Regions from separate parts of the Homo sapiens genome. Here region 2 is linked to region 1. A link is an interaction called in ENCODE POLR2A ChIA-PET data of the cell type or tissue named here. Cell type or tissue: Panc1. All regions are shown on one strand. Each heading gives the region's core, and the rest is flanking DNA. Links, peaks and the distances in the headings are about the cores only.

Region 1 (7,662 bases), core at 2,513-6,512:
CTGTTGATCTCTCTGACCCCTTTCTTTGTCAATTCTATTATTCTGTGAAGCCCAATTAGTGTGTGCTTACTGCATACATTGTATTTTTCCCTTCTTGCATTTCTTGTTTGTTTTGTTTTGTTTGTTTGTTTTTGTTTGAGACAGCATCTCACTCTGTCACCCAGACTGGATTGCAGTGGTGCAATCTTGGCTCACTGCAGCCTCCACCTCCCAGGTTCAAGCGATTTACCTGCCTCAGCCTCCCAAGTAGCTGGGATTACAGGTGCATGCCATCACACCCAGCTATTTTTGTATTTTTTGTAGAGATGGGGTTTCACAATGTTGGCCAGGCTGGTCTCGAACTGTTGACCTCAGGTGATTAGCCCACCTCAGCCTCCCAAAGTGATGGGATTACAGGTGTGAGCCACTGCACCTGGCTGATTCTTGCATTTCTGTTTGAGACTTTTTCCTAGTTTCTATTTGCTGATGAAACTATTTGTATTTTGATTATTAAGAGCATATTTCTTTTTACACTACTGAGTGTAGTTAAAATAGTTAAAATAATATCCTATGTGCTTATTTCAACATATGTTCATTTGGGTATTGTTTTCCATAGGTTGTCTTTTCTCTTGAGAATGAATGAAATATCCATTCTTTCTTCACCTATTGACTGGATTTGTATTGTTTCTTGAATACTCTGAAGATGTAGAGACTGAATCCTGTTATAATCCTTAATAGAGTATTGATTTTCTAAATTTTAGCGGACAATTATTTTAGACTCATGAACATTGTGTTTTGAACACAGCTCAAAATTCATTCCAAAGTGCTTTGATCCTGCCTTGTGTATGCATGGTTTAAGGTTGGTTAGTTAATTGGCTGAAATTTGTGCATGGGATCTGGGCTCCCCGTCTCTGGCCATCTCCTTTCTGGAATATCTCCCTCACTTTCTGGTGGAAATGATTATTTCAAACTCTGTTCTCCAGTTCTTTAGAACAGAAAAAGTATGGGTTTTCTATCAAGGATTTACTTATTAATGCTGACTGCAATCTGCATTGAGGCTAAAATAATTGAGAACACAGGAAAATTACCCCATGCCATTCTTTCTTCCAAATTGATTCCCTCCTATAATCTTTCAGCCTCTGCTCAATCTGCACTGCCTCCAGGCTACTATTCAAAAAATTTATCCAGGTTTCGAGTGGTTATTTGTGGGGAAATTGGCCTGGCAGGAGCATCTTTGGCCATGCCTGAAGTGGAACACATACAAAATGCTTTTTTGCATTGTCTTTGGCTGAAGCCACTAATATTTCAACTTCCCAAAATATGTCTCTTCTTCATGTATTAACTTGGGATTTTCACAATTCTTTTATAATATTAATTTGGACTACAAATTTGTGCGAAGATCGAAGTAGAATTTAATTTGTTGTAAAAAGCATTTTCTCCCCCAACTGAGTCCCATTCAGATGGCTACTTCACTTGGAGTATTTTTGTCCCTATATGGGGGCATTTTCTCTTATTATTAATAGTAGCTTTTCAATAGTCCCCAGATTTTGCAAGTATCTACTTGAAATTCAAGTATAAGCTTAAGACAGTAACTAGTCTCTTATCTCCTCTTCTCTTATGGGTATTTAAACCTCAACCATTTCACATTCTTCTTTTCATGCTGAGAAAATTATCTTACACCCAGTAAATATGCAGAATCTTTAAAGGACTGAAAAAAATAGGGAAATGTTTAACGTAGTTATCAAGGTAGGTACCTCACACAAGAAACTGCTTGATGATGAACATTTAAGTTTCAAAGCAGGAAAGATAGCCCTTGTGATGAAGGCGATTAGAACGTGATACAAATGACTCTTAGTTTTTCAGTGGACCAGAGCAACAGTTACTGGTTAGTTCAACAGGTGAGACTCAGTCACAAAGAGTTTACGGATCTCGCTGAAAATAATGAAGACAGGTACCATGGCAGAATCACTACCCTATACACAACTGACTCTCTGAGATGAGTGCCTAAACCACATGGCAACCAAATAGGTATTATAATTAGTTTGTGAGAAAGTGGTAATAGTACTTGTTGCAAATCTTGATGTTGTTTTATTAAACAAAACTAAAATATAATTTTATTTAATATTAAAATAATGTTGCAAATATCAATTGATGTAAAATTTATTTGCAGAATCAAAATTCCTATAAGGAAGTATTATAACACTAGGAAGAAAATTATTTTAAGACAGTGACTCATGAAAAAGTGTTATGTGCTATCTGCGAAAATATGCCAATACTCTCTTGGCTGAGAATACGCCAAGAAGATCTTTGTAGTTTTGAACATTATCTTTATTACTTGATTAGCCACTTTTGGAACTGTAAAATGTAATTTAAATGGCTAAAAAATGAATACATTAAGACAATAAGCACTTTAGGCATTTATTATGAACCTGCTATATTTTTATGAAAATGCCTATCAGCTTATTATTTCTTTCAAACTCTAGTCAATACCAAATCTCATTTTTGATTTATGTTTTCCTAATAATGAATTCTTTATTGAATTTAGTTACATGACACTGAGAACAAAGATTTTGCCTCTGGCTGTTATCTAAGCAAGGAAGCTCAAAAAACATTATCTACATACTCTTAATTAGAGAAATCCCTTAAAATATTTTAAACTTCGTGAAAATTCAGACAGTCAGGAGATGCATTTATTATTAAGATTATTTTCAAAACCAAAGCCTTATTAATAAAAAATGAAATGAACAACGTGACTTTTGAAGTTTCAGTCTGTCCACAGCTAGCTGTATAACTTTGGGAATCTTATTTAAGATCTCCATTTCCTAATTAGTAAACTAGGAATTCTATTAACGTCTTCAAAAAATTGTTGTGAGGAATATATAATATATGCATAAAATGTGGACACAGTATTTGGGCCATGATAGTAAGTGTTCAAGAAAAATTTTTTTATAAACTTTCTTCCCTATATTCACAATTTGTATTGTAATTTTAAATATATTTTTTAGAGTAAACCATGACATTTTATTATACATTTGTTTTCACTTTAAATGGATCTTAGCTACAAGGTTGTTTGAACAATATAGTCTATTCTAATCCATCAAAATAAAAGACTAACAAAATAGAAATTCGAAATCTCATAGTGAAGTACACTAGCAATGAATTCAAAGATATAAAGAGAAATCTCTTGTGAGAAATAATAAATCCAAGTCACGTTGGCTTAAGTGATTTCTGGAAATAGAAGAGAATAGGCCACTCTTATTTGCCTGGTATTCCTGGGGGATAAATTGTGCCTTTACAATGAAACTAGTGGTGGCTTGCCCTGCCTGTCCTCAATAGTATAATGTCAGTGACTGCCAAGAATGCAGCTTTCCCAGGATCAAGAATGGAGCCTGCTTCTTTACCATGTTTCCAGAATGATATGCATGTTGCTTAGCCAAATAATTAAATACTTCACATTTTAAGACTTGTTGTTTTCTCTGATTATGATAAAAACAAAATAAAGAAAATATTTGTTAGTCTGAAAAGATATGGTAATGGGATGTCAGGGGAAACGACAGAGTAAGGATCTCTGAAGTTTTTCCAATCTATAAAAACAATGAGAATGCTTTCAAAAATGAGCAGAATCAATCCTTTCAGGACTTGGGAAATTAACCAAAGGCTTGTAACAATTCAGCAGGTTTATTCAAAAAAACTAGTTTAATCTTGGTAAGAGCAGCACATTTTATTGAGTGTTAACATTGCTTTTCTTTTCTCCTCATTTCCACCCCCACCGGGGATGACAGCCCTAAAACTCGCACACAGTAGTAGGAAAACCAGCAGCCTGCCAGCCACTGGGGGCCAAAACAAGTTTGGGGCTTCATCAAAACCCAATTCCAATAGGATCGTCACTATTTTAATTGTCTGATGGTTCCTGGAAGACCCTACTCACAAGGCTTGCCTTTATTTGACCTGACTCAGAGCTTACTCAGAGCAACGGTCTTTCTGCAGGGCATGTATTGAAAGTAGTTAGGAAAATAGAAAGTCACATATATGCATACAGCTGTGGACGTGCTCAGAAATCATCTGAAATGGCCATAAGCTCTCACCTCTGGCTCACCTTTCGGCGCTGCTCAAGCAAAAAGTGAAGGATAAGGCAGAATTACCAAGTGCCTGGTGGAGTCCTGAAGGCATGCCTGAACTCATATGCAGAACCCATCAGCGAAGGCTAGAAGACTGATTGCTTCCAGGCATTTACGGAAATGTCTTTTGAATCATTAGGTGACCACAAAGCTAAGCAAGCAGAGACTTCAGTGATACGTGTGACAAAGAACAGAGACTTTATAGAACTGGTTCGGAAAATTAATTAATAAGAAACAGCAAGAGAAACAAGCAGTGGCAGCAACAAACACCAGAAAGGGAGAGTATCTGATGTCCAGTGTTTACACATTATATTATTAAAAATTTCCATTTTCAAAAAACACTTTAAGTCAACTATTATATACATGCTTAAACTGGGTTGAAGACCCCCAAATCCATGCCCACTCATAAACTCAGAATGTGAGCTTATGTTAAAATAGGGCCTTTAACTATATAATTAGTTAAAATTAGATCATACTGGACTAAAGTGGTTCCTAATCCAATATGACTGGTTTTCTTATAAGCAGAGGGAAATTTAGGCACAGATACATATAGAGAGAGCACCAAATGAACACAAGAGTAAAGGCAGAGGCATACAATTACAAGCCAAGGAATGAAAAGGATTGTCAACAACCACAAGAAGTTGGAAGACAGGCATGGAATATAAATTCCTCTAGAGCCTTCAAGGGGAGCATCACCCTGATGACACCTTGATTTTGGAATTTTAGCTCCCAGAACTGTGAGATAATAAGTTTCTATTGTTTTGAGCTATTTAGAGTGTGGTAGTTTATTAAGCAATCCTAGGAAGCTAGTACAATTCACAAAGACCTAAACACAATCACATCTATAATTAAAATATGAGACTATTTCACCAAATAAAGACAATCAATAAAGAAATAGAAGTTATATTTAAAAACCAAATACAAATTCTATAGTTTAAAATTGCATTAGCTAAAATAAAAAAAATCAACAGGAGGTTTGAGCAGGCATATAAAAGAAATTAGCAAGCTAGCATATAAATCAACTGAGATTATCCAGTGTAAGGAGCAGAAGGAAAAATGAATGAAGAAAAATGGAACTATCCACAGAAACCTATGGAACATTAATAAGCACAGCATTATACACAAAATGGAATTCCAAGAAATAAAGAAGAGAAAGGGAAAGAAAGAATATTTAAAGACACAGCGACCCCAAAAGTAACAAATATAGTTAAAAAATTACACATCCAAAAAGCTAAAAAGATTATAAATAAATGCATACATCTATGCATAGAAACATTATAATCAAATTGTTGAAAGCCAAAACTAATAGAGAATCTTCAAAACAGCATGAGAAAAATGATCCATTATGAATGAAAAAAATCTAAACAAAATTTAGAAATGACTTATTTTCAGATGCAAAGAGGCTGGAAAACAAGATGGAGACATAATCAAAGAGCAGAAAGAAGATACTTTCAACCAAGAATTCTGTATCCATCAAAAGCTACCCTTCAAAATTAAAAGAGAAGTTGAGATTTCTCAGAAAAACAACTAAAATAATTTGTCACTAGAAGATCTGCCTTATAAGAAATAATAAAGGCTGAGTGCAGTGGCTCATGCCTGTAATCCCAGCACTTTGGGAGACTAAGGAGGGAGGAGTGCTTGACCCTAGTACTTTGATACCAGCCTTAGCAACATGGCAAACCCTTGTCTCTACAAAAACTTTTTAAAAAATTAGTGAGGTGTGGCGGCACACCACTTTAGTCCCAGCTACTCAGGAGGCTGAGATGAGAGGATCACTTAAGCCCAGGAGGTCGAGGCTGCAGTGAGCTGAGATTGCATCACTGCATTCCAGCCTGGGCAACAGAGTGAGACCCTGTCTCCACAACAACAACAACAACAAACAAACAAACAAAAAACTGAAGGTAGTTCTCTAGGTTGGAATGACAAGACACTAGTTAGTAATTCTAATCCACAAAACTAAATGCAGTAAATAAAGAGCACAGGTAAATATAATTAAATAGGTAAATATAAAGGACAGTATAAATGCATTCTTGTTTGCAACTAGTGTAACTATTATTCTTCTGTATGATTTATAAGACAACTACATAAAACTAATTATTAATCTGTTTGACATGCATGCATAAAGATGTAATTTGACAATAGCTCAAAAGAGAAGTCAGAGAAGAAGCTTACAGTAGTAAAACTTATTTTATTATTGAAACTAAATTAGTGTTAATCCTGACTAGCTTGTCATAATTTAAGATATTAATTGTGATCTTCAGGTAAACAACTAAGGAAACTTTTCTAAATATTAAAAAATGACAAGAGAATTAACATAGTATATTTGAAAAATGATTTAATTTAAAAAGAAGGCAGTAATAGAGAAATAGCAGAAAGCATAAGCCATAAGATTTTTAGAAAACAAATAGCGAAATGGTAGATGTGAGTGCTATATTAAGAGTAATTACATTAAATGTAAATGAATTAATAGTCCAGTAAAAAGTCAAAGATTGGCAGAATAGATTTTAAAAAGTGATCTATGCTGTCTGTAAGATGCAGACATTAGATGGAAAGACAGTTGTTGTAAAGAAATGATAAAAAATGATAGAACAGGCAAGCAGTCGAAAAAGGAGAGCCGAAGTGGTCATGCCAATATCCAACAAAATACTTTAAAGTAAAAATTGTTACTGCAGAAGAGTATTTTATAATAGAAAATGGTCAATTCATCAAGAAGATATAAAAATTAAAAACATATATGCACCTAACAACAGAGCCCTAAAATACATATAGAAAAAAATAATAGAATTGAAAGCAAGAAGAAACAACTTGACAATAAATTACCAATTTCAATATCCATCTTTCAATAATATATAGAACATTTAAACAGCAGATCTGCCAGGAAATAGAAGACTTAAAGATAATATAAACTAATTAGACCTGAAACGTATGTATAGTACTCTCCATTCAATGACAGAAGAATACACATTCACCTAAAGTGCGCATGAAACATTTTCCAGAATTGACTATAAGATTATAAATTATAAAACAATGATGAAACAAAACTATTTTTAAGTTAAAAGTATTAAAATCATGTAAATTTGTTCTTTCACCACAATGGAATGTAATTTGAAATCAGTAATAAAAGAAGGAGAAGGTCACAAATATTTAAAAATTAAACAACATACTCCTAAATAAACAAGAGATTAAAGAAGAAATTACAAGGCCAATCAGTACTCTGAGGTACATGAATTCAAAACTACATCAACTCTTACGGAATACAAGTAAAGCAGGGCTTATAGGGAAATTTATAGCTGTAAATGCCTATATTAAAAAATAAGATTAAAAATATCAATAACCTAACCTTCTACCTTAAGAAACTAGAAAAAATATTAAGCTAAACAAAAGCTAGGAAAGAAAATATTAAAATTATAGTAGAACTAAATGAAATAAAGACTATAAAATCAAAAGAGAAAATCAACAAAACTGAAAGTTATTTCTTTGTGATAAGATCAATAAAATTGACAACCTATAGCTAGATTGACTGCATTGGAATGAATAGTTGTGCCCCACACTCCCAAAATCATAT
Region 2 (7,662 bases), core at 1,403-5,402, 590 kb after region 1:
GGTTTCATAACAACTCACTTTAACCTATTTTCTAGAAACAGAATGAGGAATCTATTAAAAATTTTAAAATGAAATTTCAAATTCATACCAGATGTTTTCAAAGTAATAAAATACTACTCTTAAATATCATCTTTCTAGTCTTAATTTTTTGGATGTTTTATTTTTAAAGCCAGAGCTTTTTTTTTTTTTTTCTGTGTAAGTGGGATTGGAATGCTGTTCATCACAAGAAAACTCAAATTTTTTAGATCTTAAAGATAGAGGTTGCACTGTGTGACTTCCTTAATTACACATTAGGAAGTGGAGGACCAGAGAGCAGCAGTGATCTGAGGTCACTTCATAAGCAAGGCAGGGCCACAGCTCGAGTGGGCTTGCTCCCTCTCCACACTCTTGGCCTGGGTTTTGCTGCGATTCTGGCCAAATCTCTAGACTGCCTTCTATGTAGCAGTCACTGGCTAGATCCTAAAGGCTTTGACACAAAACAGGATTGGAAGTCGTCATGAGGTCATTAGTTGCCTCTCCCACGGCATGAGGGAGGAGACCGCTTTGACTTATCCACACAGCCACTGATTTGCAGGGAGACTCACACAGACAACACTATACACCCACCAACACAAACACACTCACCACACACACTGCAAGGGTTTACTACTAACTCCAAACACATGTATTTGGAAAACTAAAATACATACAAAGTTTCCAGAGTTCTACTTCTAACTAGAGGGGTATCTGCTCCTGAGGTTGTGGGGAGTATGGGAACATCCCTTAAATGATGGTTCTCACTTAAAAGGATCAGATAAAGTCCACTGAGAGCACTCCTTTTTTTTTTTCTTCTTTTTCAGATGGAGTTTCACTCTTGTTGCCCAGGCTGGAGTGCAGTGGTGCAATCTCGGCTCACTGCAACCTCCGCCTCCCGGGTTCAAGTGATCCTCCTACCTCAGCCTCCCAAGTAGCTGGGATTACAGGCATGCATACCTGGCTAATTTTGTGTTTTTAGTAGAGACAGGGTTTCACTATGTTGGTCAGGCTGGTCTCGAACTCCTGGCCTCAGGTGATCCACCCATCTCAGCCTCCTAGTTCTGGGATTACAGGCCTAAGCCACTGTGATATAATCCCTGCCTCTTTTCTTTCCAGTCAGAAAGGTGGTGTTGCAGATATAGTGGAAAAAGTAAGGATTTGGAAACCTAAGGGTGACAATATAATACATAAACCTCACTTCATTCAAAAGAATGTTTGCTCTTGAGCATGTCACTAATCTCTCTGAATTCATATTTCTGTAAAATGAGGACATTACATTTCTCCCTGCTCTATCATAAAAATTATACATGCTAGATATATATAGCCTATTATGGGTTGAACTGTGTCCTCCCCAAATTCCTGGGTTGAAGGAGGTCATCAGGACCTCACAAAGTGACTGTATTTGGAGATACCGTCTTTAAAGAGGTAATTAAGGTAAAATCAGGGCGATGGGGTGGGCCTTAATGCAACATGGCTGGTATCCTAGTAAGAAGAAGAGATCAGGATATCAGACACACGTGGAGGGAAGATGACCCGAAGATATAGGGAGAGTATGGCTGTCTGTAAGCCAAGGAGAGAGGCCTCAGGAGGACACAACCCTGCCGACACCTCGATCTCAGACTTCCAGCTTCTAGCATTGTCAGGAAATAGATTTCTGTTGTTTCAGTCGCCCAATCTCTGGTGCCTTGTTACAACAGCCTAGCAAACAGATGCACAGATGTTCACAGAATAAGTGCTCAACAAATCACAGAGGCTATGTTCACCATGATTATTACAGCTTTTCATTGGTAGCGAAGAATGTTGGCTCTGAACTGTACATTAGTGACCAAAGATGAGAGATTTTTGTAATTCAAATTGCAACTCACTTTATTCACTTCCTGTTTACTCCATCCTTGCAAAGAGTGTCACATTTAAGTTTCCTGTTTTTACAAAAATTGTATTATTATTATCCACAAAGTATTTTTCTTTAAATTTTTTTTGTACAGAGGAAGAAAATAAAATTGTACCAGGAAATGAAAATCAACCATAAATTATATAAGAATCTGCACCAACAGCTAGAAAATTAATTATATCATAAAATCCTACCCTCACCATATGAGCTATTGAGGTCTAGTAAATCATTTCACACTAAAGGACTTCAGCCTCCTCGTCTCTAAATTATGGAATTAGGTCGAGTCTCTAAAATTTCCTTCATCTCTGATTCTGAGGCTTGGTATTTAAGACCTCACTTAAAGTAGCAAAACAAGAACATCCACTGATATTCCGGTACTCCAGCAGTGACATACTGGATGACTGTCAGCTATAGCCATTGTCTGGAGAGGAAGTTCAAAGACTGAATAAGAAGTTAAACATTGGAGATCGGGACCAGCCTGGCCAACATGGTAAAACCTCGTCTCTACTAAAAATTAACCAGGCATGGTGGTGGGCCCCTGTAATCCCAGCTACTTGGGAGGCTGAGGCAGGAGAATCACTTGAATCTAGGAAGCAGAGGTTGCAGTGAGCCGATATCGCACCACTAAACAGCCTGAGTGATAGAGTGAGACTCCATCTCAAAAGAAAAAAAAAAAAAGAGTTAAACATGGAAGAATGGATGCTGACCAAGTGAAAAACATCTTTCTATTTTATCTTATGGAGTTCAAGTTTGGTAAGAAAAAAAAAATGTGTTAATTAGCGACCAATTTCTGAACGAAAAAAATATATACCATCATGCATTGCTTGACAACAGAGATAGGAGAGATGAGTTCTGCAAAATGTGTCATTAGGTGATTTCATTGCTGTGGGAACACCATAGAAGGAGCCTACAACAGCCTTACCTGGGCTCTTGTCCCTGGCTACAAACCTGCACAGCATGCAACTGTAGTGAATACAGCAGGCAACTGTCACTCAATGGTGAGGATGTGTGTGTCTAAACATATCTAGACATAGAAAAGGTACAGTAAAAATACAGTATTAGAATCATATGGAACCACTCTTGTATATGCCGTCCCTCTTGGACTCAAACTGTGCTATGTGGTACAGTACTGCACGTACACGTACATAATACACTTTCTACAGCTGTGCTCAGACCCTGTTCAAGGTCTCGGACATGATTTTACTGATCATCACATTTTTATACAGAAAGATGGCTTCTCTTTTAGAAAACATTATTGCCAACCAAAAAACTTTCCCCAGTTAAAGACATATAATATATATGTAAATGTATATATTTATACATACACATGTGGTTCTATGCATACATGTAATATATGATATATTAAGGCCGATATTATGGACATTATAGATAGCATCGTATATATATATATATATATATATATATATATATATATATACACACACACGTATATGCAATTTAAGTTTAGAGTTAAATAAATCTGAGTTAAAATTGAGGTTCTGCTATGTAATATGTACATGCCATGAGACAATTAGTTTCCACTTATTCTCATCTGTAAAATTATAATACTGCTTAATGAAAATATCTCTGTGAAAAATAAATATGGGTGTGAAGTGTTTAGTGTGTGTCACATAATATACATTCAATTATAGTTAAATGTTAATTATTATTATTGTTGTGTTATCACTGTTTCTTCATCTTTTGGATAAATAATTCCAATATCTGTGAATTGGGGATAATCGATTACTCCAGGATAGAAATGAAGAATCTTTGTAAGCAGCCAGCCCAGTGCCAGGCAAATAGTGAGTCCTGCCTAGATACACTTTCCCCTTAGTCCTTCTCCTCATTAGAGGAAGGGGAGTCTCCTAAATAGGTCAAGGAAGGGGAACACACCTGCCTGTTCCTCCAAAAGCCTCCAACTGCTCAGCTCTGTCTCCAGGCCCCTGGGTGTCTTTTGCTGGGTGCAGCCTGCATCAAGGTGGCCACAGCTTCTGCCCTGGGGCAGGTGTTTTAATCAGAAGGGAGCTCCAGCTTCTTTCTCATTTTAGGAGTCCCTTCCCTTCCCTTCCCTTCTGTCCCCTCCCCTCCCCTCCCCCCACCTTTCCTTTCCTTTTCCTCTTTCTTTCTCTTTCTTTCTTTCTTTCTTTCTTTCTTTCTTTCTTTCTTTCTTTCTTTCTTTCTTTCTTTCTTTTTTTCTTTCTTTTTCTTTCTTTCTTTCTTCTCTCTCTTTCTATTTCTCTATTTCTTTCTTGCTCTCTTTTTTCTTTCTTTCTATTTCTCTGTTTCTCTCTTTCTTTCTCTCTCTCTTTCTCTCTCTCTTTTTCTTTCCTTCTTTTTTGAGACAGAGTCTTGCTCTGTTGCCCAGGCTGGGGTGCAGTAGTACAATCTCGGCTCACTGCAACCTCCACCTTCCAGGTTCAGGCGATTCTCCCACCTGAGCCTTCTGAGTAGCTGGAAGTACAGGCATGCACAATCACGCCAGCTAATTTTTTTTTTTTAATTTTTAGTAGGGATGGGATTTCATCATGTTAGCCAGGCTGGTCTCAAACTCCTGACCTCAAGTGATCCACTTGCCATGGCCTCCGAAAATACCGGGGTTACAGGCAAGAGCCACTGTGCCTGGCCAGGAGCTCATTTTTCTTACCAATTCTACTTGAATATTTACATGGATGCTTTTCCTAATTTGCCAGTAAGATCTGTATAATACTGGAGAGTGAAAGATTCTTTCTCTTCCAATGTTTGTTCTACAAGTTGCCCTGCAACCGATTATCTCAGAAACACTTGATTTTTCTTTCTCTTTTTCTCTTATTGTCTGTCTGTCTCTCTCTCTCTCTCTTCCTCTCTCTCTCTCCCCCCGTCTTTCTCCAACATTCCTACCACCCCTACTTCTGTTTTGGTGATGGAGTGGCTTTATATACCTGCGCTGCCCAACACACTAACAACTAACCACCGATGGCTATTGAAAACAATTTTTTAAAGATTTTAAAGTTTTACTGTCTCGGTCACATTTTTCTCATTTCTAGTGTCCCAGAGACATATGTGGCAAGTGGCTCCCATATGGGAAAGCACAGATAGGGAAAATTTCCATTCACGCAGAAAGTTCTATCTGACCACCCTCTCCCAGCCTGTTTGGGCCGTTAGGTAGGAATAGAGCTTGGAGGCTGAGGATTAAGTGAGGAAGTTGCTATTGTCGCATGCAAGCAGCTGGCATTGCCGCCTGTGCCATGAGGCTTGCCTCTCGGACTCCAGCCAGAGTGCCTCTGTTCAGTAGTTTTAACAGTCGTATCTGTCTGGGTTAGACTGCAATCATTCCAAATTCAGTTTAAGTCAGCTTTGAGATACGTACACCAAAACACTCGATATAAGCCAGAGTTAGATTAATGGAAATATGGAAGCAGAACAAGACAGGAGATGTCTGGGCCACTGAGTGCCACTCAGACAGCCAACCAAAGATCATGTTCATTTCTGAGCAGACAATCGAATCAGAACCCTGGCTCTGGGACCTGTTCAGAGAAAAACAGAACTAAAGAGAGGACAAGGGAGTGTATGGCACAAGATGACTAAAGAAAGTCTAAGTCTTTGATCTCAGAAAGAGAAGTTTAGAGGCACCTGATACCTAACTTCAGATAGCCAGCAATTTGCCATGACAACGATGAACCCTGCTTGTTCTGGGGCCACAAAACAGAACTGGGAGGAATAGCTCAGGCTGTGCACAAATAGATTTTCTGGCTAATACAAGGAAGGACCTTCTATAATGGCCAGTATTCTCTGAAAATAAAATTGAACTTCTCAGGGAGGTTTCAGCTTCTTTTGAAGAATTCTTCAGGATGGAGAGTCAATGGTTAAGACGCTTGAAGGTGGGAGTTGAGCCTCAGACTTATCTGGATTAAGAGTAAGGACTGTCGGCAGGGTGTGGTGGCTCATGTCTGTAATCCCAGCATTCTGGGAGGCCAAGGCGTCAGATCACTTGGGGTCAGGAGTTCGAGACCAGCCTGGCCAATATGATGAAACCCTGTCTCTACCAAAAATACAAAAATTATCTGGGTTTGATGGCAAGTGCCTCTAATCCCAGCTACTCAGGAGGCTGAGGCAGGAGAATCACTTGAACCCAGGAGGAGGAGGTTGCAGTGAGCTGAGATCATGCCACTGCACTCCAGACTGGGTGACAGAGGGAGACTCCATCTCAAAATAAATAAATAAATAAATACATAAGAGTCAGGACTGTCACATCCCTTTCAGGTCTGTGTTTCCTATGCCTGCATCTTCTGGAAAAGCTCTCACTATATCTAAGCACTAAACAAATTCATGTCTCTGAAAGAGTCCATCCAAAGTTTGAACCCCAATGCCGTTCAACACCTAATGGTATAAACAGGTATGTGTTCAACACACAAAATCTCCAAGGAACTAGTGTTATCTCAATAACTCACAGGGATCTCAAGAAATGACTGCCAGTAAAGATCATCCTTTCAGAGAACTTGTATTTGTGAGAGCATTTTCTTCTTAGGTCATCCTAACTAAAAGGAACGGAAGGGAAAGGAGGGGCGGGTGTCTTAGTTTTCTGGGGCTGCTTTCATGTAGTACCACAAACTGAATGTCTTAGAAGAACCGAAGTTTATTGTCTCACAGTTCCGGAGGCTGGAAGTCCAAGATCAAGGTGTCAGCAGGGTTGGCTCTTCCCGAGGGTGTGCAGGAGAATCTGTTCATAGCTCTCTCCTGGCTTCTCATGGTTTGTTGATGATCTGTTTCATTCCTTGGCCTGGGGAAGCATCACTCTGAACTCTGCCTGTTCCCTGTGGGTGTGTGCATGTCTGTCTCTGTGTCTGAATTTGCCCTTTTTCTAAGGACGTCAGTCATATTGGATTAGGGCTCACCTTCACGACCTCTTTATTTCATTTTATTTGCAACAGGTTCTTGCTCTGCTGCCCAGGCTGGAGTGCAGTGGTACATTATCAGCTCACTGCAACCTCTGCCTCCCCGGCTCAAGCATCCTGACCTCTTTTAATTTGATTACCTCTGTGAAGACCCAATCTCCAAATAAAATCACATTCTGAGGTATTGGGGGTTAGGACTCCAATATATGTTTTTTTTTTGCGGGGGCAGGGGGACAAAATTTAATGTATAACAACAGGAAAGTGAAACAGTCTTACTATATACCCAGAGAAAACCACAAGAAAATAAACAGAAAGTAACCTAACTGTTAGCTTTCTATAATGGAAAATCGAATCAAATAATTTCCTCACTTAAAACACTTCAGTTGCTTGTCATTGCCCTGGGAATCAAGTTCAAATGCCTTCCCTTGCCTCCGGGCGCCTGGCTCTCCATGGCCTGGTTCCTTTTTACCTCTCTATCTGTATCTTCATGCGTTCCCCTCTGCACACTCAGCTCTGGCCTTGCTCACTGTCTGGGTTTCTGGAATGTGCCTTGACTTGCCAGCTTCAGCACTGGGAACACTGGTGTGCCTCTGCCGGGAGCATTTCTTTCCCACCCTGTCTGCACCTGAAACATCCTATCCTTTTGGGTGCAGCTTACAATTTTCTTACCTACCCATAGACTGGGCCAAGCACCTCCACAGGGAGCAATCACAGCCCTGAGTATCCAAAGGGTGAGACGAAGCTCCACCCTAAGCCTGTGCCTTATATCCCCAACCTGAAACAACCCCATGTGCACTAAGTGGTCATGAGATCAGCAAACTGGGACAAACACTCACCGGAACAAGCCAGCAGTGAAGACAAGCCACATGCACAGGCAGCCACCCT

The links. ChIA-PET counts read pairs that join two places held together with the same protein. Peaks named below come from ENCODE experiments on the same cell type or tissue, not always from the same donor. Only the 100,000 strongest peaks of a DNase experiment are listed, where the experiment ranks them.
Region 2: POLR2A ChIA-PET joins it to region 1 with 5 read pairs; 1 of 35 experiments calls an interaction of 5 or more read pairs at or near these places.

Annotation. Positions count from the first base shown.
Region 1 is chr10:4,668,062-4,675,723 of GRCh38, reverse strand. The region is part of intron 1 of MANCR (mitotically associated long non coding RNA); the gene reads left to right. LOC105376373 (a long non-coding RNA gene) reads right to left here and starts at 4,193. Exons shown (of 4, transcript XR_001747338.2): 1 at 4,065-4,193. In Panc1, for the core only: no CTCF peak of the experiment used is centred there; a DNase peak (open chromatin) is centred at 4,063; H3K4me3 peaks cover 608 bases; H3K27ac peaks cover 4,000 bases.
Region 2 is chr10:4,074,605-4,082,266 of GRCh38, reverse strand. LOC107984195 (a long non-coding RNA gene) reads right to left here. Exons shown (of 10, transcript NR_176060.1): 5 at 2,829-2,930; 6 at 1,881-1,934. Among named protein-coding and RNA genes, the nearest start is that of MIR6078, 87 kb to the right of the region's middle. In Panc1, for the core only: no CTCF peak of the experiment used is centred there; no DNase peak of the experiment used is centred there; H3K27ac peaks cover 2,340 bases.